Linked DNA regions of Homo sapiens: region 2 is linked to region 1. Evidence: chromatin loops called from intact Hi-C (ENCODE). Cell type or tissue: heart left ventricle. All regions are shown on one strand. Links, peaks and the distances in the headings refer to the core of each region. The heading gives the core; the rest is flanking DNA. Region 1 overlaps NCAPG (non-SMC condensin I complex subunit G). Region 2 has its middle 340 kb from the start of LCORL.

The links. A loop is a pair of places that touch in the nucleus more often than their neighbours do. Peaks named below come from ENCODE experiments on the same cell type or tissue, not always from the same donor. Only the 100,000 strongest peaks of a DNase experiment are listed, where the experiment ranks them.
Region 2: it touches region 1 in a loop (14-fold over the local background); 50 of 110 quality-filtered maps call a loop at or near these places.

Annotation. Positions count from the first base shown.
Region 1 is chr4:17,811,679-17,823,683 of GRCh38, reverse strand. It overlaps NCAPG (non-SMC condensin I complex subunit G), which reads right to left. Exons shown (of 21, transcript NM_022346.5): 2 at 11,260-11,463; 3 at 10,539-10,767; 4 at 8,686-8,831; 5 at 8,326-8,410; 6 at 6,231-6,423; 7 at 5,596-5,745; 8 at 561-701; 9 at 1-37. Among named protein-coding and RNA genes, the nearest start is that of NCAPG, 6.7 kb to the right of the region's middle. In heart left ventricle, for the core only: a CTCF peak has its summit at 6,466; no DNase peak of the experiment used is centred there.
Region 2 is chr4:18,359,873-18,373,266 of GRCh38, reverse strand. No RefSeq gene overlaps it. Among named protein-coding and RNA genes, the nearest start is that of LCORL, 340 kb to the right of the region's middle. RefSeq lists an enhancer at 5,927-5,986. In heart left ventricle, for the core only: a CTCF peak has its summit at 6,060 (motif pointing right); no DNase peak of the experiment used is centred there.

The DNA of each region.
Region 1 (12,005 bases), core at 1,565-9,564:
AATAAGAATCTCCTGTAAAACAGCCAGCAGTTTTTTTCTGCAGTCAAAAAGAACTAATTTAAATATTATTATGACAAAACATGTTTTATCTCTAACATTCACCTACTCTGCAAACTTAATTACATTTGCCTCAGTTCTTTCACTTAGGTTTATCACTATAATAGGTACAAAAATCTGTATGTACAGACTTTAGGTCAAATATTCTTATTCCACACAAAAAAAAATTTTTATAAAACACCCTATGATTTTTAATAAATCAACATGATAAAATGACAAAATACCAGAAATGATTAAACCTTTTAGAAAATGCTACTAGCCTTAATAAATCTAAACAGAAACTTTTAACCAAAAACTGCAATTTCATTGATTTATTCTGAGGAAATTGAACTAGAAATATAAATGTATGTGTATATATGGAAATATGTAGAAGGGAAAAGAAAACTTTTTATACCACTTTAGAGAGCTAGGGTAAATATGTTTAGTTATATTGTAAAAGGACTATATTTCAATATAAGAAATTAGAAGGGCAAATTAGAATGAGTGTTAACATTTAGACATACCTTCCTCCTTCTTCACTGGTATCCAAAGACTTAATAATTAGAATCAATTGTTGACCTATGAATTCTTTTGTCATCAAATTTCCAATATAGGAAAAATCACCTCTGTGTTCTTCATTAACAACTGGAATGCTCTGGATGTAACTAAAACAAGCAGAATTAATAAAGTAGAATCTTTTAAGAAACATCAAACAAGAGTTGATTCCCACCATTAGGTCAGAAAAGGGCCATTTTCAGGTCATATTCGTCTAAATACATATCTATGCCATGTAATTTGGTCTACAAACTCAATTCTATGCCACTGTCATTAACTTTTGCAAACAAACTTATTGATGAATCAAAAGAATTTGAAAATGTATTTTCAATAATGACTCAAATTTTCTATGGGAAATTTTCAAAAGGTACATATTTATGTCTAACTGATAACTAATTATTTCAATGTCACTAGCATTCTCCCAATTACAGATGGTCCCCAATTACAGGTGGCCCAACTTACAATTTTTCAACTTTAGGATGAGTTTATCTGAGAATTAAACTCATTTGACTTATGACATAGCCCCACTTTAAGTCAAGAAGCATCTATCAAGTTCTGAATCCCTTACCCAAAAATCCAATTAGTCATAAAGATCTAATCTTCAGCCGGGCACAGTGGCTCACACCTGTAATCCCAACACTTTGGGAGGCCGAGGCAGGTGCACCACAAGGTCAGGAGTTCGAGACCAGCCTGGCCAAGATGGTGAAAACCTGTCTCTACTAAAAGTACAAAAAAATTAGCCAGGCATGGTGGCTACTGTAATCCCAGCTACTCAGGAGGCTGAGGCAGAAGAATTGCTTGAATCCAGGAGGCAGGGGTTGCAGTGAGCCGAGATCGCACCACTGCACTCTAGCCTGGGTGACAGAGAAAAACTCCATCTCAAAAAAAAAAAAAAAAAAAAAGATTTAATCTTCATCATGCCTAATTATCATTCTTTTATTTTTAAAAATTGTAACAATAGTTACACAAGTAATCCATGAATACAATTATCTTTTTTGAAAAAAATCAGAAAAATAGAAACAATTTCACAAATTTTTATTATTCTTTCTTAGAAACCCTACTAATCTCTGTATACACCACCACCATCAGCTACCTTTTATTTTAACTTTTTATTCTTACTACAGACATCACCACCCAAACTAAAGCCCTTTATAATCCTCACCAAGAAGGCTGTATATTCAGTAGCCTCTGCTTTTTGTGTGGAATAAAAAAAGCTACTTAAAAGCAGAACTAAGAATTGAAGCTTAGACAGCGAAGTGCCTTTAAGATGGAAGTAACATGAAAAACAATCCTGATCAAAAATGTCATTTAAAAAATGTCAAAAATGTCGCCGGGCACAGTGGCTCACACCTGTAATCCCAACCACTTCGGGGGGTTGAGGCGGGAGGATCACTTGACATCAGGAGTTCAAGAAGAGCCTAACCAACATGGTAAAACCCCATCTCTACTAAAAATATAAAAACCAGCCAAATGTGGTGGCAGGCACCTATAATCCCAGCTACTCAGGAGGCTGAGGCAGGAGAATTGCTTGAACCTGGGAGGCAGAGGCTGCAGTAAGCCAAGATCACGCTACTGCACTCCAGCCTGGGCAACAAAGCAAGACTACGTCTCTTAAAAAAAAAAAAAAAAAAAAAAGGCGGGGGTGACAAAAACCAAGTTACAGAAATTGTGGTATAATGTATAATGAGTATACTCTCATGTATTACAAAGTGATGACCAAGAGTAAATAAAAGCTCATAAATTTCTGGCCACAAGATTAGGACTTTTAAGACATCAGCCACCCTTTGGGTTCTAGTAGGAAACTAAGGAAAACTACACTACCGATAACTATCAAAATCAACCAATCAGTAGAGTTACTCTTTTCTGACAGGCTAAAAGAAAACCTTCATTTATACTCATCTTTGTATCTCTCCCCACTTCTCCAGCCCAGCTTTAGCAAAATGCACAGCATCTTGACTGAGTTTTTTTTTTTAAGTAAATTCAAACAGTTGTTTAATTAATAGATTAAAAATCCTCAACTGCATAAATACAACTTAAAACTGACCCACCAATTTTAGTTACCATGAAATCCTAACCATTTATAAAGACATTTATTATAATGAAGAGACCACTCAAGAAAGTATTTTAAAGTCTAAGAATTTATATTTAAGATGGCTTTCAACAAATTTTATTGTTGTCCCTTTTACTTACTCTAATTTGATAATCCTCATTTCCTCGTTTGCTCTTTAAGTGAGCACCTTGGTTAACCAAAATTGTTTCACATCAGAGTTCTTAGTCATTGAATCTACTGCCTAAAATATACAGTATGCCTGAAAACATATTCCTGAGATTATCAGGAAACAATTTTTCAATTTAATTTTGTTTCTGTACTCAAGTATACTAATCCCATCTAGTCATGTTCCTCCAAAAAGACACTCATTCTATTTTTTAGGTATTCTTTCAACAATCACTAAAATAAATTTCTGAAAGTTTTCTTTTTTTTGTTTTTTTTGAGACGGAGTCTTGCTCTGTTGCCCAGGCTGGAGTGCAGTGGCGCGATCTCGGCTCATTGCAAGCTCCACCTCCCAGGTTCACGCTATTCTCCTACCTCAGCCTCCCGAGTAGCTAGGACTACAGGCGCCTGCCACCACGCCCAGCTAATTTTTTTGTATTTTTAGTAGAGACGGGGTTTCACTATGTTGGCTAGGATGGTCTCGATCTCCTGACCTCGTGATCCACCGGCCTCAGCCTCCTAAAGTGCTGGGATTACAGGCATGAGCCACCGCACCCAGCCGAAAATTTTCCTCTTTAAAGGTGAAGAAAATAAGTCGAAGAGGTTAAAGTTACTTATTTCAAAACTAAGAGAGTGACAAAGGAAATGTTAATCCCTGACCTTTCAGAAGGGAGGAATCAAGCTTTTTACAAGTCACCTTCTGATGCTGTCCTTGAGGAAAACTCCTCCCCCTTTATGCCATTTAAATATTTAACATTTCCTCATATTTTCTTATATTTTCACTACCTTCTATAAACATCTTTTATATTTATATATATTATTAAACTTTGCCACAAACTCATTCCTTTTGGAAACATTTCAACATGGCCCAAACAGCATTATAATGAATTCCCTACTTAAATGTCAAAGTCTGAAATAATTAACATTAAAATGCTCATTAGATTCACACAGGTTCTTCATGATGTTAACATGGGCTTGAGCTATAGTTTCCCTACTGGCTCACATTTGAGATACTTATCCTAGATTTAGGATTTTTGAGGGGAAATTTAGAGGCATGCACAGCTTTGCTGCCTAACTTTTATGTGAGATCATTTTAAACAAAAGCAGAGAACTGTACTTCATACAGATAATTCAGGTCCATAATTCATATTATATGGAAGCTTTTTTAAAAAAATACATCAGGCTGGGCGCTGTGGCTCACGCCTGTAATCCCAGCACTTTGGGAGGCCAAGGCAGGCAGATCACGAGGTCAAGAGATTGAGACCATCCTGGCCAACATGGTGAAACCCCATCTCTACTAAAAATACAAAAATTAGCTGGGCATGGAGGCGCGTGCCTGTAGTCCCAGCTACTCAGGAGGCTGAGGCAAGAGAATCGCTTGAACCCGGGAGGCGGAGGATGCAGTGAGCCGAGATTGCACTATTGCACTCCAGCCTGGCGACAGAGCAAGACTCCGTCTCAAAAAAAAAAAAATAAACCATAAAGTTGAAGTTAAAAACCTACATACCAATATCTATCAAAATATACATATATTATCCTTTGGTGTAGCAACTTATTTCTTGGAATTAACCCCCAAAAATCCCAAAGGTACCCAAAAATGTAAAGGAAATTTAACATACTTTTGCTTTTATCAGTGAAAAATGGAAACATCCTAAATGTCCATCAACAGAGGAATAAATTAAATGTTACCACCATACTACGGAATGATATGCTGTTAAGACTGTAACAGTATCTATTACATTATATATGCACCAATATATAATGATCTCAGTTATCAGTTGAAAAAAAAAGTATATACACAGTGTTATATTTTTAAAGAAACCTGTACTCAAAAAATGTATATAAATGCAGAGAAAGAGGTTTGAATATACACCCTATATTGTTTAGTTGCTAATTCTAAGGGTTGCTAGAATATACACTTAGTTGCTAATCAATGGGATTGAGGAAGTAGGAAATAAAAGAGGGAATTCCACATTTTTATTCCTTATACCTCTGTATTTGAATTTTGACAAGAATGCATTCATGTTTTTCTTGTATAATTTTAAAGTGAAATAAAGTAATCCAAATAATTTCTTAAGAGGTATAATTATGGTAATCCAAATTGTTTTTTAAAAAGGCATATTTTGAAAAAACTTTAAAACATGAAGCTAGATAGTAAGTTTTTAATAAATAAAACTGGCCACAAAGATCCACGCTGTGAATTGGAAAACAATGTTCCGTGCATCAAATCCAGCCTATTACCTGTTATATAGCTTGCAAGCTAAGACTATTTTAAATTTTTAACTGATCATTTTTTAAAATTTCTTATTTTGTTAACACATGAATATTAAAGTTCAACTATTTAGTGGCCATAAAAGTCAATAAAAGTTTTATTGAAAAACAGTTACTTACATTGTCTTTGGCTGCTTTTACAATACCATGGCAGAGTTGAGTCATTGTGACAGACGGTATGGCCCACAGGACCCTAAGATATTTATTATCTGACACTTAACAGAAAATGTGCCAACCAATTTCAGAAATAATATATCATCATCATCAACTTTATGCAGAAATGGTCATAATCATATCTTAACAGTTTTGAAGAAATGATCCTAAACATAGTGACTTGCTCTTTCAGTATACAGACCAGCACAAGATATTCAAAAAGACTCGATGTATATAACTATCCCTACATGTACAAAAAAAGGATTTTTAACATATTCACAATCAAACATGACTTTGAGGAAGGGGACTGGGAGATTGACACATGCAGCAACACAATCACTCTCCAAACTAAAAGAAAAAAAATTTACCTCAATAAATAGTCTGCATATACTACAGGCTCTGGCAAAATCTGCTCTAAAAATTCTTCACCTTCATCTCCTTTTGATTTCAAATATTCACAAAGGGCACACCAATACAAAGCAATTTCAGGAGTTAATGTTTCCACTGGAATCAATTTCCTTCATTTAAAAGAAAGAGTGTGAGAGAAAGCATGATCTTTTTATCATTAAGAATTGAAGAGTACAAAAATGAGAATAATAAGATTTGCTTTAAAACCACTACACTATCCTTTTAATTAGAGTCATTAATGTATCCACACAAAAAGGAATGAAGAAACTTAGAACAAAAAAGAACCAAATAAGCAAACATATACTAGGGGTGCATGTTGCTGGATTTTCTCATGGTAGGCTAATTCAAAAATCAAAGTAAGAAACTGAAGGGGGGAAAAGCATAGCTAAAGTAGATAGTCTATGATAAAGTTATGAGTTCTTACACCAGGAGGGGAAAAAGGAAGGATAAAAGGATATTCATCAGACTAAAAGAAAACAAAAGAGAGTTAAGATTAAAGGTATTAATATAATCTTAAGCTATGGGGAGGAAAAAAAACAAATTAATTGCACAAGTTAATCAGTACTACATTTCAAAGAATGAATCCTTTATGTACCTGCCATCATTGTTTTTACAGAGTCCCACCAGTTCACTGAGAGGAGTTATTGAAAACAAGGCATTGAGAACAGAGACTGCCACTTCAGAAGAATTTTCTACATCCAACCGATGGAGCAACTCTAAGATATTTCCTTCAGAGAACCGTAACCAGCCTTGAAGAAGATGCTTCTGCATAGCTTGTTTCACAGCATCTATTGAGTCATTTGAAACATAGGTGAACAAAGGCTCCCTCTAGCTTCCATCTCTTGTATTTTGTCTGTTTTAATTAACAAAGTCAGTATTTACAATAGAAATAGTAGAGGTTAAGAGGCACAACTAAGCATGTATATATATATTTTTTGAGACAGAGTCTCGCTCTGTCACCAGGCTGGAGTGCAGTGGCACGATCTTGGTTCACTGCAACCTCCACCTACCAGATTCAAGCGATTCTCCTGCCTCAGCCTCCCGAGTAGCTGGGACTACAGGCATGCGCCACCACGCCCAGCTAATTTTTGTTTCACCATGTTGGCCAGGATGGTCTCAATCTCTTGACCTCGTGATCCGCCTGCCTCGGCCTCCAAAAGTGCTGAGATTACAGGTGTGAGCCATAGCGCCCAGCCAACTAAGCATATTAAAGGTAAAAAAAAAGAAGTACCATGATACTGCAAAAGTCACTGTAATGGTCACTTACAAATAAAAATGGAAAAGGTTCAGCACCAAATACCACAGCCTACAAAAATATCTTTACATTCCTTCTCCCCTGGGTTCAATGGGCTTCAGGTGTTAGCCCAGAATATGTAATAGCTATTATCTCACTTGTTATCTGATTTTATCTATTACACGATTGCTATTTGCAGTAGTGAACTATACAAGCACACGTCACTGAACAAACCTTAGTCTTAGCTTTTAAGGTCATCCTACTAATTAGTCCTCTGACAATGTTTTCAAACGCAAGTCGGTTTTCTCACTACAGCGCAATAGAGCCATCTTGGCCTTCTCATGAGAGTTAAAAACTTCAAAAAATATCATTCCTATAAGCAGATTCTCTCAGGCTCCCCAACCCCTGGGCCACGGACTAGTACCAGTCTGTGGCCTGTTAGGAACCGGGCCGCACAGGAGGAGGTAAGCCGTGGTCTAACGAGCATTACCACCTGAGCTCTTCCTACTGTCAGATCAGCAGATGCATTAGATTCTCTCAGGCGCAGGAACTCTATTGTGAACTGCGCACATGAGGTATCCAGGTTGCACGCTCCTTATGAGAATCTAAGTAATGCCTGATGATCTGAGGTGGAACAGTTTCATCTGGAAACCATCCAGCCCGCCCTCTGTGGAAAAACTGTCTTCCATGAAATCGATCCTTGGTGTCAAAAATGTTGGGGAACTCTACTCTAACAGAAAAAAAAAAAAATAAGAAAATTATACTGGTCTGACCATTCCTATTTGTTGTTTCTGATACACAGAACACATTCATACCAAAGTATACACATAAGGAACAGCATTTTTTTTTTAAGTCAGAGAGAGAGGGCAAATAGATCTTTTCCTACTTCTGACATGAATTAGCTCTACAGACTTAAGTATTGTTTCTCCATCTGTAAAATACAGAAAGGGTGAAAGAAATAAGCTCTGCTCCTTCAAAATACCAAGATCTTGGCCAGACGCGGTGGCTCACACCTGTAATCCCAACACTTTGGGAGGCTGAAGTAGGTGCATCACTTGAGGTCAGGAGTTCGAGACCAGTCTGGCCAACATGGTGAAACCCCGTCTCTATAAAAATATAAAAATTAACCAGACATGGTGATGTTCACCTGTAATCCCAGCTGCTCAGGAGGCTGAGGCAGGAGAATCGCTTGAAACTAGAAGGCAGAGGTTGCAGTGAGCCAAGATTGCACCACAGCACTCCAGTCTGGGTGATAGAGTGAGACTCTGTCTCAAAAATATATATATATCAAAATCTTTAGCCCTGTGTTTTCTATATAATACATCAAGATAAATTTCACCAGGTTCATGGGACTGGCAGGCTTACTTGACCTGATTTGACACTCGTTTCTTAAACCTTGTTAAGTCTGACCTCAAAATCTACTAAAGTTTTGTATATATAAAGTTGTTTATCTTACCTGATCTGTCATTAAGACCTTGTTGAAGGAGCATTACTCTCTGAGCAATGGACATAGCTCTCATATGAACCTTTTCAGCTAAAACCTTAAAAATAATTTATAAAGATGGTCATTAACCTCAACACAATTTATAGATTTCATAAGAATATCACCATCTTAGAAAATTACCCAGAATCTCCAAAAGAAATTAATACCTGGTAACATACTTAATACAGTAAGATTCTACCTAAATTACCTGTGTTCTCCATAAAACCTCAACTGAAGAAATTATTACATGCCAAGTATTTTTCAAAGGCACTTTAAGAAAATGGCTCCTTGTCCTTTAAGAATATGCCAACACAAGACATTGAACTTATTTACCTGATAAGCCAGCTTTCTGACAGCCTCTTTCACATCCTTGGTGCGCCCTACAATTTTTGGCAAAGTCTTTGCTGATGGTGCAATACATGATAACACTGCCCGTCTAACTTCTGGATTTGAATCATTTTCAATCAAAGTAGCATATGCTAAAAATAAAGCAATACATTTTAGTACTGATGAAATTATTTATTTAACTACAGTCATAAAATAACACACATTTTGATATTTTAAAATGCCTTTAATGTGATAAAGATAGGCTGGGCATGATGGCTACTGCCTATAACCAGCACTTTGGGAGGCCAAGGTAGGTGGAGAGCTTGAAGCCAAGAGTTCAAGACCAGCCTGAGCAATATAGAAAGACCCCTGTCTCTACAAAATAATTTTAAAATAAAAAATTAGCTAGGCATGGTAGTGGCGCTTCCAGTTACTTAGGAGGCTGAGGTGGAAGGATCACTTAAGCCCAGGAGTTTGAGGCCACACCTCTGCAATCCAGCCCGAGTGAGAACCCATCTGTAATAGAAAGTAATGTCATTTTTTTAGTCTCACATATTTTAGTTGAAGTTTTTTTCCCACCAACTTCCTTCTTTTTCTTTTTTTTGGAGACAAGGTCTCACTATGTTGCCCAGGTTGGAGCCAAAGTGCTGAGATTACAGGCCTGAGTCACTGCTGCGCAGGCCACCAACTTCCCTTCTAAAGACACAAGGGGGAATTAGTCAACGGACTGGCTCTTAGGCCAAAAGTGAAAACAAATAGCCCTAAAAGTCACAGAAAATTCATCATTAAGATTATGTCTGTGCTACTCCTCAATATTTAAGAGAAAGCTTACTATAGCAGACAGTTTATTTTAAACTGATATGGCTTTATAAGGGCCCATTATTTTGGTTTTTAATGAGACCTAAAAGGAAATATTTTTTGGTTTTATTCATTGAAACAAACCCATTTCTTATATTTAAATATATTTATCTGTACTTCTCACATCTTTCCTACCTCAATTATTAAGTACAGGTTGACTATCAAATACCTATGTTTTACACAATATTATTATGGGTATCTTTTAACACCAAAAAAAATACCAACTACTATAGTGATAAATATACCAGTGATTATAAAACTGGTAATAGGGACAAAAAGGACAGAAGAGTGCCTAAAACATACCTAGGCATATATGGAAAAATGAAATACAACTACCTTTATGACCCCATAGGTAAGAAAAAGTTCCTTAAAAAAGAGATTAAAAAATACGAATCATAATGGCAGAGATTTATATTTTTGACATAAGAATTTCTGTTCAAAAAAAAGATACCCCAAAGGGAGTGAAACAATGATACCCCAATGAGCCACCTAAAACAGGAAGAGATCTACAATTCATATAACCCAAGGATTTCTTTTCAAAATATATAAAGAATGCAAATGAATTTTTTAAAATAGTATTTTAAATTAAAAACCCAATGAAAAAATGGGCAAAACACAGTAACAGGTATTATATAGAAATATAATTGGCTGCTAAATATATACATACAGCATGATTTACACAAAATGACAGGAAAACATTAAGATAGACATATGTGATTTATGCAAAAAAATTTTTTTTAATTTAAGCAAGAGACTAATTAACCCCAAACTGAGGATTTAATAGTTACTTCTGAGGGACAGGGATGCAACTGGGATAGGATGCAAGTACTGACTTTTTTTTTTAAGCTGGGTGGTTGCTACTTAGGTTTTTTTTGTTTAATCGGAATCATATATTAATTACCTATACTCTTCAAATGTATAGACCATAATAAAAAATTTCAAATACTGAGAATTTAACAAAATCAACAAATCTGAAAAAAGATTTAGGAAACTACACACACCATTAACCACTGGGCATTCATCATCCTTGGGATCCTGAAGTCGTGAAAGCGCCAGAACTGCCTGTATTCTCACATTTGGAATCTTATCTTTCAATCTAATAAGCATGGCTTTATTAATTTTATCAAACACATCATCATCAATCTGAGCATTTTCTGGCATACTTCCCAAAAGCTTGTTTATGAGCAGGCACACTCTAAATCTCACTGCATTGCTGTTTGCTTCATGAGACTAAAACAGAAACAAATCAAAATTTATTCATAGTCACATACCACTCCCAAATAATCAATATTATCTGAACTCTATACATTCGGAATGCAAGAAGTTACAACAACAATTCATTTCCTGAAGAGAACCTATAATGCTACCTTGGTCCATATGTATAGCAAATATATATATTTTATACAGTCTCAAAATGAACAGTCTGAAAGAAGTCTTTGCTAAGTTACATAGTCCTCTTTGTAGAGGCTTCTAAAATACAGAACTCATTTAAAATAAACAAAGGAGAACTGGTTTAAAGAGGTCATTAAAAATTTAATGCTGGAGTTAAAGTCCACTTTTTAATCATAATGATAATTCTAATATTTCCTATGAAAGGTAGACTCATTCAGGTTTTTTCAATCACTAGATATTTCATTGTCAAAAACATACAAACTCCCACGACTCTTTTAAAGTGGCAAAATTTTCTAAAATCCCTCCCCAAAGCTATCATTTTCATAGTACCTTTAAGAGAAAAGTAAACAAATAATTTAAAAGGCCACCATCTTCCTCTTCCTCATCATCTTCCATATCTGATTGGTGAAATGAGGTAACAAACTTTGCTGCAAATTCTATTACCCTCTCCACAGCTGGTTCACGTTTATAGACCACCATAACATATTTAAGGTAATGAATGAACTCCTCATGAAAAACTGTCTTATCATCCATCTGAAAGACAAAAGAAACCCTTCATAAACTGCACCGATAAAAATCCTTTATTCCCAACATCACCCTAAGACTGATGAAAGCACTAGCCATAATAATGCAGACAAATTAAAATATTTATTTAGTAAACTCTTAATTATCCAAACCAGCCAAAGGGCAATCAATTTGCATGAATTTCTCTCCAGGCTATAATGGGAGTACACAAGCTTGACTTTTGACAGTGAAAAGATTCCTTTGATATATTTTTTTCAATATCTTTGATTCTCAATAAGCCTTTAGTACCAGTACGTTACAAATACGCTTCTTCAACAACCCAAAATCAATACTGGCTTTTATATTTCTCATATTCAGGCCTTCCTATCACCAGCAGTTTCTTTATGAGATAACTTGCACATCCTATCTCATATCCTCAAAGCCCTGTGATGTTTACTCACAATTTTTCTTGGACCTCAAGATAATTCATCTTCCCCAAATTAATTGTTCTATTCTTCTCAAGGTTCCACTCAAAACAAACAAATAGTATGTACATAAATAAGAATGGCCAG
Region 2 (13,394 bases), core at 2,792-10,791, 550 kb before region 1:
ATGATTGGTGATGATGATTTTCACATGTTTATTGACTGCTCATATGTCTACTTTTAAGGAGTGTCTGTTCATATCTTTTGCCCATTTTTTAATGGGGGTATTTGCTTTTTGCTTGTTGAATTAAGTTCCTTATGAATTCTGAATATTAGACCTTTCTTGGATGCATAGTTTACAAATATTTTCTCTCATTCTGTAGATTGTCTTTTTACTCTGTTCATAGTCTCTTTTTCTGTGTAGAAACTTTAGTTTCATTAGGTCCCCCTTTTCAATTTTTTTTTTTTGCAATTGCTTTTGAGGACTTAGTCATAAATTCTTTCCCAATGCCGATATTCATATTAGTATTTCCTAGGTTTTCTTCCAGAATTCTTATCGTTTGAGGTCTTACATTTAAACCTTTAATCCACATTGAGTTAATTTTTGTATATGGTGAAATATAGTGGTCCAGTTTCATTCTTCTGCATATGGCTAGCTAGTTATCTCAGCACTATTTATTGAATAATGAATCCTTTTTCCATTGCTTATTTTTGTTGACTTTGTTGAAGATCAGATGGCTGTAAGTTTGTAGCTTTATTTCTGGGTTCTTTGTTCTGTTCCATTGGTTTATATGTCTGTTTTTGTACCAGTATCATGCTGTTTTGATTACTGTAGCTTAATTATATAGTTTGAAGATGGGTAACGTGATGCCTTCAGCTATGCTCTTTTTGCCTAGGATTGCTTTGACTATTCAGGCTCTTTTGGGGTTCCATATGAATTTTAGAATTTTTTTTCTAGTTCTGTGAGAGAAATGATGTTGGTAGTTTGATAGGAACAGTGTTGAATCTGTAGATTGCTCTGGGCAGTATGGCAATTTTAATGATATTGATTTTTCCAATCCATGGGCATGGAATGTTTTATCCATTTGTTTTTCTCACCTACGATTTCCTTCGCAGTGTTTTATAGCCCTCCTTGTATAAAGTTTTTACCTCCTTTGTTAGATGTATTCCTAGGTATTTTTAGTGGGGTATGGCTATTGTAAATGGGATTGCATTTTTTATTTTGCTCTACTCTTGAACATTATTCATGTATAGAAATGTTGCTGAATTGTGTACATTGATTTTGCATCCTGAAACATTACTGCAGTCATTTATCAGTTCAAGGAGCCTTTTGGCATAATCCTTAAGGTTTCTAGGTACAGAATCTTATTGTCCAAAAACAGAGGTAGTTTGAATTCTTTTTCTATTTGGATGACTTTTATTTCTTCCCCTTGCCTGATTTCTCTGGCTAGTCTTTCCAGTGCTATGTTGAGTAGGATTGGTGAAAGTGGGCATCCCTGTTTTATTCCAGTTCTCAAGGGAAAGGCTTCCAGTCTTGCCCATATAGCATGATGTTAGCTGTGGGTGTGCCATAGATGGCTCTTATCATTTTGAGGTATGTTCCCTCAATGCCTAGTTTCTTGAGGGTTTTACCTTGAAGCGATGTTGGATTTTATTGAAAGCTTTTTCCATATCTGTTGAGATAGTCTTGTGGTTTTTGTTTTTAATTCTCTTTACATAGTGAATCACATTTATTGATTTGTATATGTTGAACCAACCTTGCATCCAAGAAATCAAACCTACTTTACTATGGTGAATTAACCATAGTTAATCATGTGCTGTCAGATGCAGTTTGCTACTACTTTGTTGAGGATTTTTTGCATCTATGTTCCTCAGGGATATTGGCCTGTAATTTTCTATTTTAACTGTGCCTTTGCCAAGTTTTGGTATCAGGATGATAACAGCTATATCTAAAGGTATGTAAGATTATGGTAGACTTATTGAATGTTAACATTTCAGTATTTCAAATCTGAGTAAATCCTCTGTCACATTTTGCAGTTTGTGTATATCAGATGTGGAAGAAAATTTATTACAAATTCAAATTGCACAAGAACTTTATGGACATTCTCATATTCTGATTCATAGACAGGGAGTCCTGGAACCACTAGCAGTGTCCAAGACTACTATGTCTTCTAGGATTATGAGACTGCAGCTCCTTAACATACATACTTAACATACATCAGGAGCTGGATTTTAGCCCAAATGGCAGGCAAGAGACAAACGATACTCTCCTAGAATCCACAGAAGAGAAATGAACAGAACACAGAGCCTATGCAGAAACCAGCTTCATAGAATGAGTTAGGTAGGATGCCCTCCTCCTCAGTTTTTTAGAATAGTTTCAGTAGAATTGGTACCAGCTCTTCTTTGTATGTTAGGTGGAATCCAGCTGTGAATTCGTCAGGTCTGTGGCTTTTTTTTGTTGTTGTTGTTGTTGTTAGGTTTTTTATTACTGTTTCCATTTCAGAACTCATTATTGGTCTCTTGCGGGTTTTGATTTCTTTCTAATTCAATCTTGGGAGATTATGTGTTTCTAGGAATTTATCTATTTCTTTCAGATTTTCTAGTTTGTGTGCACAGAGATGTTCATAATAGTCTCTAGGATTATTTTTATATTTCTGTGGGATCAGTTGTAATGTCACGTTTGTCATTTCTAATTGGATCTTCTCTCTTTTTTTCATTGTTACTCTAGCTAGCAGTCTACTGATCTTGTTTATCCTTTCAAAAAAGCAGGTTTTGGTTTCTTTGATCCTTTGTATTCAGTTTGGGGGTCTCAATTCTGTTCAGCTTTGCTCTGATTTTAGCTATTTCTTTCCTTCTACCAGCTTTGCGGTTGGCTCATTATTTTTTAGTTTCTCTAGGTATGATGTTAGATCATTAATTCAAGATCTTTCTAAGTTTTTTAGGTAGGCATTTACTGATACAAACTTTCCTCTTAACACTGCTTTTGCTGCAGCTAAGAGACTTTGGTATGTTTTGTCGCTGTCGCCTTTTATTTCAAAGAATTTGTTGATGCCTTCTTTAATTTCATTGTTTACCCAAAGTCATTGAGAAGCAAGTTGTTTAATTTCCACGTAATTGTGTGTTTTTGAGAAATCTTCTTGGTATTAATTTCTGTTTTTATTTCACTGTGGTTTAAGAGTATGGTTGGTATGATTTCAAATTTTTTTTAATTTATTGAAACTTGCTTTCTGGCAAACCATGTGATGATCTTGAAGTATGTTCCATATGCAGATGCAAAGAAAGTATGATCTGTGGTTGATGGGTGGAGGGTTCTGTAGATGCCTGTGAGATCCAACTAGTCAAGTGTCAAATTTAAGTCCAGAATTTACTTGCTAGTTTTCTGCCTGAATGATCTAATGTGTCAGTGGTGTGCTGTAGTCCCTGACTATTATTCTGTGGTTGTCTAAGTCTTTTGTAGATAGATAACTACTTGTTTTACGAATCTGGTTGCTCCAACATTGGGTGTGTGTATACATATATATATGTACATATCTGTGTGTGTATATATATGTGTGTGTATATACACATGTATACACATATATACACGTATATGTGTATATATGTGTGTATATATGTGTATATATACGCATATGTGTATATATACGTATATACATATATACGCACACATATATACACATATATACGTATATATACACATACGTATATATAGATATATACATATATACGTGTATATATACGTATACATATATACGTATATATAGATATATACGTATATACGTGTATATATGTATACATATACACATATATATACACGTATATACGTATATATACGTGTATAAATACACGTATATATACATATAAGTGTACATATGTGTATACACATATATACATATATACATATATACACATATATATGCACATATATACACATACATATATACATATATACACCTATATATACATATATACATATATGTGTGTATATATACACACATATATGTATATATACACATATATACGTATATGTGTGTATATATACGTATATAGACATATATACACATATATACATATATACACATATACATATATATGCACATATATACACACATATATACATATACACACATATACGTATATACATATATGTGTATATACGTATATATGTGTGTATATATACAGTATATATACACATATACACATACGTATGTGTACACATATACACATACGTATGTGTACACATATACACATACGTATGTGTACACATATACACATACGTATGTGTACACATATACACATACGTATGTGTACACATATACACATACAGATATACATATATACACATATATACACATACAGATATACATATATACACATATATACACATATTATACACCTATATATGTGTATATACGTATATATATACACACCTATATAGGTGTATATATATACGCATATATACATAGAGCATATGCAGAACAGAACACAGAGCATATGCAGAAACCAGCTTCATAGAATGAGTTAGGTAGGATGCCCTCCTCCTCAATTTTTTATGTGTGTGTGTGTGTGTGTGTGTGTGTGTGTGTATATATGTGTGTGTGTGTGTGTGTGTATATACATGTAGGATAGTTAAGTCTTCCTGTTGAATTGAACCTTTTATCATTATGCAATGCCCTTCTTTGCCCTTTTTTTAATGTTGTTTGTTTAAAATCTGTTTTATTTGACATGAGAATAGTGACCCCTGCTCTTTATTCTTTTCTGTTTTCTTGTTAGAGCTTTCTCTGATCCTTTGCTTTGAGCCTATGGATGTGGTTACATGCTGATACATGTGAGATGGGTCTCTTAAAGACAGCAGATGGATAACTTGTTTTTTATCCAACTTGCAACTCTGTTCCTTTTAAGTGAGGTGTTTAGGCCATTTACATTCAAAATTAATATTGATATGTGAGGTTTTAATAATATCATGAAGTTGATAGCTATTTGCTTTGCAGTTTCTATTATGTGGTTGCTTTATAAGGTCTGTGGGCTATGTAGTGCTTAAGTATGTTTTTGTGGTAGCAAGTATAGTTCTTTCATTTCCATGTTTGGAACTCCTTCAAGGATTTCTTGTAAGGCTGGTCTAGTGGTAAAGAATTTCCTTAGTGCTTGCTTTCCTGGAAAATATTTTATTTCTCCTCCATTTACGAAGCTTAGTTTGGTGGGATATGAAATTCTTAGAATTTCTTTTCTTTATGAATGCTGAAAATAGGCCCCTAGCCTCTCCTGGCTTGTAAGGTTTCTGCTGAGAATTCTTCTGTTAGCCTGATGTACTTTCCACTGTTATGTGATCTGACCTTCTTCTCTAGCTGCCTTTAAGATATGTTTCTTTAGCAATGACCTTGGAGAGTCTGTTCTGGTGGTGTTTGTTCTGTACGGTGTCTCTCTGGTGTTGTCTGGATTTCTCGTATCTGGATATCTACCTCTCTAGAAGATTAATGTTTGGTTTTTATTAGTTCCTCAAATATGTTTTTCATATTGTTTACTTTTTATCTCTCAGGAATGCCAATATCCTGTAGGTTTGGTCACTTTACATAATCCCATATTTCTCGAAGATTTTGTTTTCTTTTCAAATTCTTTTTTCTCTATTTTTGTCTGACTCAGTACGTTCAAAAGACTGGTCTTCGAGCTCTGAAATTCTTTCTTCTGCTTGGTCCAGTATATGGATAAAGCTTTCAAATGTATTTTGAAATTCCTCAAGTGAGTTTTTCGGTTTTAGAAACTATGATTGATTTCTTTCTAAGATGTTCATCACTTCCTTCATTTCCTGGATTGCTTTAAAGGTTTCCTTTTCTTGATTTTCAACCTTGTCTTGGATCTCACTGAGCTTCCTTGAAATCCATTCTTTGCTTTATTTATCTGTCACTTCTGGGTTTCCATTATGTTTAGGGACCATTGCTGGAGAGCTAATGTGATCCTTTGTTGCTGTAACTACATTCAGATTTTTCATGGTGCCAGAACTCTTGTGCTGGTTCCTTCTCATGTGGAGACACTGGCACATCTAATTTTTATATTGTTTTCATGCAGGTAGAATTTTTGTTTCTTTCCCCATAATATTATTTTTTTGTTCTTCTTTCTTTTTACCTTTTCTCATCTCTCTAGGGAGTGTGACTGTAGAGAATGCTAGGTATGCTCTTTTGGCTTTTCTTCTCTAGCCCTATGCACTTCTGTCGGACAGTTTTATTATATATTGGGCTGTGCAGTTTAACCTACAAGCCAGTAGATGGCACTTATGGGTAAGAGCAGGCTGCAGCCATGTATGTATGTATGTATGTATGTATGTATGTATGTATGTGTGTGTGTGTGTGTGTGTGTGTGTGTGTGTATATATGATCCTTGTTTTCTGGGAGAAGTTCTCTGTTGCTTCAGACAATGCTGATTCATAGAGTGCACAATGGTCCAAACTCCCTGCTTAGCCTTGGAGAGTGGGAGCCACAATGAGCAAGACAGGATCGGGCAGGTCTGAGTACCAGTCCCCTGATGGCAGACACAAGCACTAGTGCTGAAGGAGAATCCAGTGGATGGCCACCAAGCACCCAGAGGTGTGCCTAAGCATGGAGCTGGAAAACCAACTTTGTGCCAGAATTGTTGTGCTGTTTTATTCTCATCTGAAGATTTTGGCACTTCTAAGTCTTGTAATTGTTTCATGCAGGTAGAATTTGTTCTTTTTATTTCTTTATCTGGCATGAGACTGGGAAACCTCCTTGGCCTGAAGTTCTCTACGTGGGGATGGGGGTGGCCTAAACTCCTAATTCAAGAAAGTGGGTCATCCAGATGCCTGGGCATAGAGTAGAATGGGCCCTCCTGCATCAGGATCTCTGCACAGGAAGGATAGGGCAGCTCAGTCTGCTGATCTAGGTGAGCTGGTGCTCCAAATGCCTGGGAATCTGCCTGGGGGTGGAGAGGGTCTCACTGGACCATGAGCTATGTCCAGGAACGGTGGGATGGCTCAGGCTGCTGAAACAGAAGTGTGCATGGTCTGAATGCCTGGAGGTCTACCCAGGCATAAGGGAGAGAGGGCCTCCCTGTATCAGGATCTTTTTATCATCGAGACTCCATCATGGAGCCTGTTTGCCCACATTCTTCTCCCTGGAATCTAGCGTACCCTCATGACTCCAGTGGATTCCTGTTTTCTTTCTTGAATTAAAGCTCACAGAGTTTATCTTTGTGCACTATCTTGCTATTTCCAAGTGGCTGAGGCATGCTGAAAGCCTCTAATTCAGCACCTTGGGGATAAAACCTTCTAGATTATCTTAAAATGTAAATTGGAAACTCTAGGGTAACCATTACAATAATTTCTTAAAAAAGCATAATCAATTGCTGAGAAAGAAGATACAACCAAATTATATAAAATACTCAGTTAAAACAAGATGAAACAGAAATGGTGGGGGAAATGGAAATGGTGTTCAAGGAACACTTAGAAACAAGAACAACCAAACATGGAATATAAAAATCCACCTAATCCATCAAACTTTTAAATAAAGGGTTTAAATATATTAATTAAAAGACAGATTGCCAAAATGGTTTTAAAAAACAATATCCACTCTAAGAGATGTATGAGGAAACCATTTTAAATAAAAAGACTCAGATAGATTAAAAAAAAGAGAGAGAAAGTCATACTATGCTAACAAAAATCAGAAGAAAGCTTGAGTAGCTATATTAACTTCAGACAAAGTAGACATCAAAACAAGGAATATTATCAGAGACAAAGAGAGGCCTTACATAATGATAAAGAAATCAATTATCTGAAAACAACATTACATTTCTAAAAGTGTTTGCACCTAACAGCACAGTGTCAAAACAAAAGAGGTAAAAATTGATAGAATTGAAAAGAGAAAGAGACAAATCTAATATTATGGTTAGAAATTTCAACATCTCTCTTGTAGTAGTTGATAGATCAAGCAGGCAGAAAGTCAGCAAGAAATTAGTTAGAATGGCACTATCAATCAACTTGATCTAATTGGCATTTACATTTATAGAATGTTTCATCCAATGACAACAAAATGGATATTGTTCCCATATATAATATTCACCAGAAGACCACAACCTAGTCCAAAACTACACCTTAACATCTTCAAAAAAAAATGGAAGTCATACCAGAAATAAAATATGTTTTTAGACAACAGAAAAATTAAAATTGAAACCTACAATAGAAAGAAAGCTGAAAAATCCCCAAATATTTAGAAATTAAACAACATGCTTCTAAATAACCCAAAGGTCAAAGAATAAATCACAGTGAAATTAGAAAACATTTTCAACTGAATAAAAATAAAAATATAACAAATCAAAATTTATCAGAAACAACTAGAACAGTACTGGAAGGAATCATTATAACATTAAACATGTATATTAGAAAAGAAGAATGATTTAAAATCAATGCCATAAATTTCTACCTTAGGAAACTAGATAAAAAAGAGCAATTAAAGCCTAAAGAAAAAAGAAGAAAATAAATAATAAAAAAATTGAAATACTTACATGCAAATCTAACCAAATATGGACAGAAATTTTATGCAGATATCTATAAAACAATGATCAAAGAAATATGAGAATATCTAAATTAATGGAGAGATAATCCATGCTTGTGCATTGGAAGAATAAATGCATTTGAAATGTTATTTCTTCCCAATTTGATCTATTGATTCATAATAATCCCATCAAAAATCCAAAAAGCTCTTTTTAAAAATATTGACAAGCTTATTCTAAAGTTTATAGAGAAAGGGAAAAAAATCTGGAATAGCCAACACAATACTAAAGAAGAACAGAGTTGGAGGATTCCCATTACTCTACTTCAAGACTCAATATAAGACTACAATAATCAAGACAATGTGACATGAGTAAAAGGATAAATACATATATCATTGGAAAATAATAGATACATATATTGGAAAATAATAGATACATATATCATTGGAAAAGAACCTGGGAAAGAACATAAACAAATATAATCAACTGATCTTTAACAAAGGAACACAGGCAATTTGGTAAAAAAATAAAAACAAAAAAATAAAAAAGTATAGGATAGTCTTTTCAACAAACGGTGCTTGAAAAGTTGGACATTCATATGCAAAAAGAAAGTACTAGACACAGACCTTACATGTTTCAGAAAATTTAACTCAAAATAGATTATAAACCTAAATGTAAAATTAGAATTATAAAATTTCCAGAGGAAAATCTAGGTGAACTTAGGTTTAGTGATTATGTTATAGACACAACATCAAAATCACAATTCATGAAAGAAAAAGAAATTGGACTTAATTAAAATTTAACATTTCTGATATGCAAAATATACTGTAAGAGAATAAAAAGATAAGCAACAGATTGGGGAAAAAATTGGAAAACTCATATCTGATAAAGGACATCTATCCAAAATATACAAAGCACACTTAAAACTCAACATTAAGTAAACAACCTGATTAAATAATGGGTCACAGACCTTAACAAACATCTCATGAAAGATAAACAAATGGCAAGTAAGCTTATGAAAAGATGCTCCAAATTATATGTCATCAAGAATTGTTAATTAAACAATAATGAGATACTATTATATGCATATTAGAATGGCAAAAGTTCATAGAACTGACAATGCTAATTACTGATTAGGATGTAGAACAACAGGAACTTTCATTCATTGTTGATGGGAATGAAAAATAGTGCAGCCACTTTGGAAGACAGTTTAGCAGTTTCTTGCAAAACTGAGTTTTCTACAAAGTCTTATCATCTGTATTAGACCGTTTCACACTGCTGGTAAAGATATACTGGAGACCGGGCCATTTACAAAAGAGGTTTAATGGACTCACAGTTCCACATGGCTGGGGAGACCTCACAATCATGTGAAGGGCAAATCTCATATGGTGGCAGACAAGAGAAGAGAACTTGTGCCGGGAAGCTCCCCTTTATAAAACCATCAGATTTCATGAGACTTATTCGCTATCATGAGAACAGCACAGGAAAGACCTGCCACCATGATTCAATTACCTCCCACTGGGTCCCTCCCATGACACGTGGGAATCGTAGGAGCCACAGTTCAAGATGAGATTTGGGTAGGGACACAGCCAAACCATATCACCATCCATCCAGCAATCATGCTTCTAAATATTTACCCAAATAAGTTGAAAGACTATGTCTGCACAAAAATTTGCACAAGATGTCTTTTAAAGGTGAATAAATAAACAAACTATGGTAGACCCATACAATGGAATATTATTCAGTGATAGAAAGAAATGAGCTTTCAAGTCACAAGAAGACAAGGATGAACCTTATATGTATAATGCTAAGTAAAAAAAAAAGCCAATGGGGAAAGACTACATACTGTATGATTCCAATTCTATGACATGCTGGAAAAAGCAAAGCTATAGAGGTGGTAAAAAGGTCAGATTTCAGAGAGAAGATGGGAAAGGTAAGGGTTGTGTAGGTGAAGCATGAAAGATGGGATCTTTTTTAGGGCAGTGGAACTATTCTGAATGACACTGTGATGACGGATACATTATACTCTTGTGTCAAAAATCCATTGAATTTCAAAACACAGTGAACATCAATAATTGTAATTTTTAACTAAATATTTTGGAATCCAAGAATGGAATCTGGAATTTAGGAAAACATTATGACAGTACTACAAGTGTACAAAACAACTTCGCTGAAGGACATGAAAGAATAAAGGTGGTAATCTAAACAACTTTAGAAATGTGTGAAGTCTGTAAGAGCAAAGGCAAAAGAAATTATATCTAGGTATTGTAGTCTAATGAATAAAGTTGTTTACCACAGAGGTATTGACTTACAATTCTTATACAATTATAAATGTAAACAGAAATTAAACAATTAGGTAGATGGATGGAAGATAGTGGGAGCCACTTCATACTGTTGGAGTTAGAGGTTACAAATTAGCAAGAGACAGTCTAGAGTAATCTGTGTGCTTACATTTTAGGGCTGGAGACATCGGTAACAACTCTGTTTAGCTTAACACAAATAGTTCCACATAGAAATATTTATAGATATAAGAGTATAGACTGGTTCTTATGTATGAATATATCCTTAGTCTGTCAGCTGATAGGGCCTAAAGTGACAACACCCCAGTAGCAATGAACAAGCCTAGTACCTAGATCTTGGGGTTAGTATCATTCTTCAGCACTTCTTTTTGTAGAAATGCCTGATTCTAGGACTGGGAAAGGAAATACAGAAAATGAGACTGGAGCATCCTGTAGTGCCAGAAAGTAAGGAAATGCTCAAATTTTAATTAGTTAATTATGAGAATATGTCAAAAGGGCACAAAAGTCACTTGAAAGAGTTCCTAATGGCCAAAACTGGAAAAGTTTGTATAACAAAATAAATTAAGTAATAGATGAAATCTGCTATGGCTTCAATGTTTGTCATTTCCAAAAGTCATGATGAAATTTTGTTGCCATTGTAACAGTATTAAAAAATGGGATCTTTAAAAGGCGATTAACCAATGAGGGCACCACCCTCGTGGATAGGATTGATGTTGTTATGAAAGGGTGTTTGCATCCCTTTTTCCCCCTCTCTCTTGCCCTCTCTTGCTGTTCTACCATGTGATGACACAGTGAGAAGGCCCTCACCAGATGCTAGCACCTTGATATTGGACTTCCCAGCCTCCAGAATTGTGAGTCAATAAATTTCTGTTAATCATAAATTACCCAGTCTTGGGCATTCTATAATAGCAGTACAAAGCAAACTAAGATATAGCTCAAAGTATAAAATAAATATTGATAGGCCAGACGCAGTGGCTCATACCTGTAATCCCACCGCTTTGGGAGGCCGAGGTGGGCAGATCATGAAGTCAGGAGTTCGAGACCAGACTGACCAACAGCGTGAAACCCCGTCTCTACTAAAAATAAAAAAATTAGCTGGGTATGGTGGTGCGCACCTGTAATCCCAGCTACTCAGGAGGCGGAGGCAGAAGAATCGCTTGAACCCAGGAGACAGAGGTTGCAGTGAGCCAAGATCGCGCCATTGCACTCCAGCCTGGGTGACAGAGTGAGACTCCATCTCAAGAAAATTAATTAATTAATTAATTAAATATTGATGAATCAATACAAATACAAATAAATTTTTGAATGACTAAATAGATTTGGAGAAGACAAAATCTCCCATGTGGAATTCTGAATAATTTATGTAGATACTCTCTCCTTCAGGAAACAAAACAGTTCCCCATTCCTTCAGTGTAGGCTCCATGTGTTGATATATTTTCAAAGAACACAATATGAAAAACAGAAGGAAGAAAAGTTACTTTACAATGAAGAAACCTAACAAAAAATACTCAACCAGGTGATAAAAGTTAACATCAAAAATAGTCACATTTATAGTAAGTACTCTTGATACGACATGATAAAAATGTCCCTTTACCACTGTGGTATTCTTCCTCAAAACACACAACCCCGGTCTAACAATGAGAAAAACATCAGGCAAGTTCAAATTGAGGAACATTCAACAAAATACCTAACCAGCACCCTTCAAAACTATCACAGTCATCAAAAACAAGAAAAGGCTGAGAAATTCTCAAAGCCAAGAGGAGCCTAATCACACATGACAGGTAAATGTAATGTGACATCTTAGATGGAATCCTAAAATAGAAAAAGACATCAGGCAAATCGTAAGGAAATCTGAATAAATTCTAGTCTTTAGTTAAGAATAATGCATCAGTATTCATTTATTAATTGTAACAAATATACCATACCAATGTAAGCTTCTAATAATAGAGGATCCTGCATAGGGTATATGGAAATGTACTATGTTTACAATTATTCTGTACATCTAAAGCTGTTTTAAAATTAAATATTTATTTTTGAAAAATTATCTAATTACAATGAGCATGAAAAATATTTTAAAGAAAACTGAAATCCAACAGTTCTAAGAAAGTAGGAGCAAGGATCATCCAAAAGGCTTTGAAACAAGAAAACACACTGGACTTGGAGTCTCTCTACTGATTCCCCTGATGGGGTTACACACTTATCTTTGAAACTCTGTTTAATGGGATTGAAAACAACATGGATATGTTCTGTTCTGGTGGGATCTAGCTTGTTTCCTTGTTTTGTTCTGCTTGTTTGTTTCTTTTAAAAATTTGTACGCAGAGAATTGAAGCAAACTTCTCAGTTTATGATATATTGCTATCATTGGTGCTCGATTTGTCCTTCTATTGTATTTCATTATCTTTACTCCTGTTTATTCATAAAACACTCATTTCTCCTCTTGTCTACATAAGCTACCATTCTAACATGTTTTATGAGAATTTGGCAAAAGCTTAACATACCTCACCCCAAAAAGGCTAAAAAGTGATAATGTAGCATGTACCTTCTTTCCTGGTGGTAAAATCCTTATCTGAGATAAAAATCACTTAAATAGGAGCTTTGGGGTGATAAGTGTTATTGAAAGGCTGGGTTTTGTTTGAAAGCTGTGGGTTTAATAGAACATTATTAAACCATTTAATCTCTCCTGCAGAGACATTTCATGATGTCCCCTCAGGGAACTTTCCTTGCAGGAGGTCTTGGAGTCAGCTTGTGGCCAAGTTGGTGACAGTTCAAGAAGTTCATCCTGCTC